Linked DNA regions of Homo sapiens: region 2 is linked to region 1. A link is a loop called in an ENCODE intact Hi-C map of the cell type or tissue named here. Cell type or tissue: heart left ventricle. All regions are shown on one strand.

Region 1 (2,500 bases):
ATGCCAGGGGCATGTTTGATCCATCTTTGTGCTTCCAGGGCTCCCAACAGTAGTGGACTCCTTAGTGGATGTTGGAGTGTTGAATGAATGGATGAACCAATGAGTGAACAGCTGCAAGGGGAGGTGGTGAAGCAGGGGAGGCTTCTGTAAGGGCTGGGCCTCAGCAGATTTCATCTCCGTCTGCTGCTGAGACTGCATTTCCCCCTCAAACCCCGCCCCCCGCCCAGCTAGTGAGGAGTGAGGAGCAGGCGAGCAGCCATTGTCCACTGCTGCTCCAGAGGTGCCTTCCCCTCTCTTGTCCCCTTTAGGGCTGTCTGCGGCGTCCTCAGCAACCCCAGGTCCTTGCAGACCTGCAGAAAAGGCTTTTTCCTCCCAGCCTGCACCCTCCTCCCCAAAACAAACACAGTCACTGCCAGAGAGCCACAGGGGCCAGCAATGAAAAACAGGTGTCTCCCGGAGACCTGTCAGCCATGGCTACGCAGCAGCTTGGGGTCACCGCCTGGTGGGGGTAGGGGAGCGTGGGGGCACGACAGGGCTTACCCTGCATGTTCAGCTCCCAGGGTCCGGCACAGGGAGCAGCAGCCACCTCATGCCCTGTGACAGGAGGCTGTGACTGACAGCACATCCCCCAAAGGCGAGAGGAGCCAGGGAGTTCTGGTTCTGTATGAACAGCTGGACACAAAGACCTGGCCCTTGTTCCTACCTCACCATCTCAGATTTAAGCTGCACTCCAGGGAGTGTGGGAACATGGAATGTCCTAAATCACCGGCTTTGAATCCCTGCCTGGCCTCTTATAAGCTGTGTGAACCTAGGCACCTATTTTCCTCTTGGAACTTTACTTTACTCATCTGTAAAATGGGTCAGTAAAGACTCTCACAGCCTGTTAGTGGGATGGGACTGGGCCAGGCAGCGTATACACATGCAAATGGTAATGATCCAATGTAGGGCCTGGGTGTAATACACTTGTTAAGTGTAAGTCCCCGTGCCTCTGGCTCTGAAATCCATCGCTGAAAGACTGCGTGAACTTCAGCAAGGTATTCCCAACTTCAGAGGCCTTTGAGAAGAGTCTGTAGCCTCCATTCTACTGTTGCCTACCGAGGCAATGCTCTCTGGAGTTGCTTCTAGTCTCCTGCATAGGTCACCCCTCTCTTGCACCTCCCTGCTTTTGTGCATGATGTTCCATCTGCCCAGAATGCCTCGACCTAATCTCCTCATTCCTTGCAGTAACAAGATGTGCTAACTGCACCCCTACTGTGTGCCAGGCCCTGTTGCAAATACTTGGAATACACCAGTGAGCAAGACCCTCCTTATGCTTCAGGTGCCTCTGCTCCTTGTTAATGAATCTGCCTCATGGCATTTGTCTCGCTGTACTGAAGTGGGCTGCTTTCATGTCTGTCTTCCCCATGACTGAGCTCCTGCAAGGCAGGGACATCTAACCAGGTCTATACCCAGAGCACGGGCCACAGAGGACTGTGTCTATCTGGTTCATCCTTGCCCCCCCAGCATTCAGCCTAAAGCCAGTGCCTTTGGATGAATAAGTGAAGGGCTCAGGTAAGCTCTGCTCATTCCCTGGCCCTTGCAGAAAGGATAACTCCATCTCCATCCTCTACCAAGACCTGGTTCCGATTCTGCTGACTCAGGCCTTCTGAGCAGTGCCAATGGACCAGCTCTTTCTATGGAGGGGGCCGGGTCCAGACACCCCGGAAGATTTGGCAATGGAGGGAAAGAGGCACAGTGGGCGCTGGCGTAGTCTTCTCTATTTGTATTGGAAGCCACTCCTTGTGTACCAGCACTCACCCCAGATTTCAGTTATCCAATTGCACACTGCTGCTAAAACTGCCCCTGGGCAGATGAGCTGGCTGTGGGCCCTCACTCCATTCATTCCAGCAGCCCCTCCCTACATTGCTCTGGCTCCCTCCCTGTCACCAAGGAGCTCCCCGCTCTTCCCACAGCGGGCACCGCGGAATCTGTCCAGGTCACCAGGACGGTAGCCTGAAATAGCTGAGGGGGAGGAAACTCCCTAAGAAAAACACTTGTGCTTGTGAGCGGTTTCAGGTCAGACACCTCTCTTCCTGCTACTCTTGTGTCTGCGCAATGCTTGCATTCCCTGGGCTAGTTCTCAACCAGGGGTCATTTTACCAAGGCAACTGCAAAGGAAGGTATTTGTAATCTTTGGGACTGGGGCTCACGACGTCACCTGCCAGGTGCTGGAATTGATTTCAAAGGTGGATAATTTGCCCCCATTTCCAGTTATCCAGGCTTTGCCTTATGGTGTGTTTGGGAACATTGGAAGTCTACAAAGAATTCGAGAAGCTGCGACAGAGTGAGCAGTTCCAGCACTTTACCAAGGCAGGCGCCATGTTTGGGCTGTAGAAGCCAATGACACAGGCCCCAGCCTGACTCTGCCATTTATTCGGTTGCTGAACTTAGGCAAATTAATCAACCATGCCTTAGTTTTCTCATCTATAAAATGGCAGCAATAGTACCCCTCATTAGGAGT
Region 2 (2,500 bases), 63 kb after region 1:
AACTCCCAGATCTTGACATTCCCCAGCTTGACCATCTCCCAGTGAGTGGCCCTCGGCCCTAGCATCAACCAAGCCCCCGTTCAGGGTATTTGCTCAGTGGCCACTCTGCTTAGCCAACATTCATTAGAAAAGGCTTTTCTCTGCTAGGCATGCTTCCAGGATGTTGGGGAGGCTTTCCCACCCACCCCCCTTTACCTGCCCCACCAGCCCTGGCTGCCTTTGGGGAGCCGTGGAAGTGAAACTCTTAAACCCAATCAAAGAGAATATGAGAACTCAGCTGGGCCTTCAAAGAGGTATTAGTCACCATCGCCCTGTTTTAAAGATGACCAAAAATATATATATACTTTGAAATACTCAACTTTGGGGCAGGTATTATGGTTGTTAAGAGTTCTTCAGTCGAAGACACTTGGGAAAATGAGCTTGGATGAATAACTTAACCTCAGCAGCACCACCACCACCCACCCCATTTCTTCATCTGCAGAATGGGGATAACAATGGTACCTCCTCCTCTGGGATTATTGAAATAGTATGTAACCAGTGCCTGGAACACAGCAGAAATGGATAGGCTCAGAGGGAGCTCGGGCAATCACAGCGTGCTTTGAGAGTCTGCTGGTCCTGCTGAGAGCTGACATTCCCGGAGAGTTCTGGCCAGACGTGACCAGCAATGGTGGCCCTGGTGGGCTGCAGGGAAGGCTCAGATTCTTGGCGTTGCGCAGCCACATGGGGCCTGCTTCCAGCTCTCTGAAACGGGCTCACATCATTGAAAGGGGATCGTGAAAATGAATCCCATAGTGGGTCAGGAAGTGGGGGAGGCAGAAATTTAATTCTGTTCATGGTCGGTTAGATTACTTTGGCCTGGAATTCCTAGCCTCCAACAGCAACAAAGGCTGCCTTAGAATCCTTATGTGTGTGGCTCCATGGGGCCAGGAGCTCCGCACGCCTTACCAAGGGACTCTGCCCCAAACCTCCGCCTGGCCTCGTCTATCTCAGGCCGCAGTCTGGGCCCAGCTCTCATTCCAGAGCCCCGGAGGTTTCTCGGGAGCCTAGTCCCCCAGGGCCCATGGCGGTGGCTGGTGGGTGTTTGGGTTTGGGGTTATTCTTTGGACAGTTTCTAGCTTTCTGTTTTCCTTTCCCTTAGCACAGAGCTCTAGAATGACTCTTGCTAGCCTCCCTTGCTTTTGCTCACTCTGCCTTTGGGTTGCCCTTTTGTCATTTCATAGACATTTGTCAAGAGCCTACTTTGTGAATCACATTGATTAAGAGCACAAATTCTGTAGCCAGACAGTCTGGGTTCAAATCCCACCTCTGGCACATATTAGCTGAGTTATATTGAGCTATTTCCGCAATTTCTCTAAGCCTAGGGTTCCTCGCCAATAAAATGATAATGCTCACAGAACCAATGGGAAGGCCCAGGACAGTGATGCATGTGGTGCGATTTGCTCATGTCTAGTACTTAGTAGGTCAGCCTCTGTGGGATATGTACACACACACTCAACTAATTCTCACAGTGGCCCTGGGAAGTGGGGATTGTCACTCCCATTGTGGCTTGGGACACTGAATATCACTTGTCCGAGCAAATGACAGAGAAGGACTTGGAGCAGAAACTTCTGACTCTACAAAACTCTCTGACATTTCTTCAGCTCCAGTATAACTCAAAAGAAGATCTAAATTTCTTACTGAGCATAATGTCAAAAATCAATCTCTTTCCCTCTCTCCCTCCCTTCCTCCCTCTTTTTCCTCACCCATGTCCCACTCTGTGACTACACACACCACCCCGCAGGTTCACATACATTCTTGTGACTCTCCTTAGGTTGGGGGACATAGTTATTATCCCAAGAGGCCTTGATATTTAAAAGGCTGGTTTCCCATTTTGATTATTTATAATTTGTTATATTTTATGTGCTGATGAGCTGCTTTAGTTCTGAAGGGCTGGGGTGGGCCATGGAGCATGGGGTGGGAAGAAGGAGAGTCATGAGTGTGCAGCAGAGTCCAAGACAGCCTGAAACAAGGAGAATGGGGCCTGTCACCAGTCAGTCCTCAGTGAGCCCAGACTCTGCCCTCCTTCTCAGGTAGAACATTCATATAGAACAGGGGTCTCCACCACCTGGTCTGTGGACTGGTACCAGTCCATAGCCTGTTAGGAACCAGGCCACACAGCAGGAGGTGAGCAGGTGAGCGAGCATTACCACCTGAGCTCCGCCTCCTGTCAGATCAGCGGTGGCATTAGATTCTCAGAGGAGCATGAACCCTGTTGTGAACTGTGCATGCAAGTGATCTAGGTTGTGTGCTCCTTATGAGAATCTAAGGTCTGATGATCTGAAGTGGAACAATTTAATCCCTAAACCATCTCCCAACCCCCGAGTCTGTGGAGAAATTGTCTTCCATGAAATCGGTCCCAGGTGCCAAAAAGGTTGGGGACCACTGATATAGAAGACATGAGCCAGAGGAGGCGGAGAGTGGGCAGGGGCCCACCTGCAGGATTCATTCATTCCCTCCCTCC

The links. Hi-C counts contacts between places; a loop is a spot of excess contacts. Peaks named below come from ENCODE experiments on the same cell type or tissue, not always from the same donor. Only the 100,000 strongest peaks of a DNase experiment are listed, where the experiment ranks them.
Region 2: it touches region 1 in a loop (3-fold over the local background); 2 of 110 quality-filtered maps call a loop at or near these places.

The regions. Positions count from the first base shown.
Region 1 is chr1:47,913,874-47,916,373 of GRCh38, reverse strand. The region is part of intron 2 of TRABD2B (TraB domain containing 2B); the gene reads left to right. Among named protein-coding and RNA genes, the nearest start is that of TRABD2B, 82 kb to the left of the region's middle. In heart left ventricle, no CTCF peak of the experiment used is centred here; no DNase peak of the experiment used is centred here.
Region 2 is chr1:47,850,706-47,853,205 of GRCh38, reverse strand. All of the region lies in intron 2 of TRABD2B (TraB domain containing 2B), which reads left to right. Among named protein-coding and RNA genes, the nearest start is that of TRABD2B, 150 kb to the left of the region's middle. In heart left ventricle, no CTCF peak of the experiment used is centred here; a DNase peak (open chromatin) is centred at 1,026.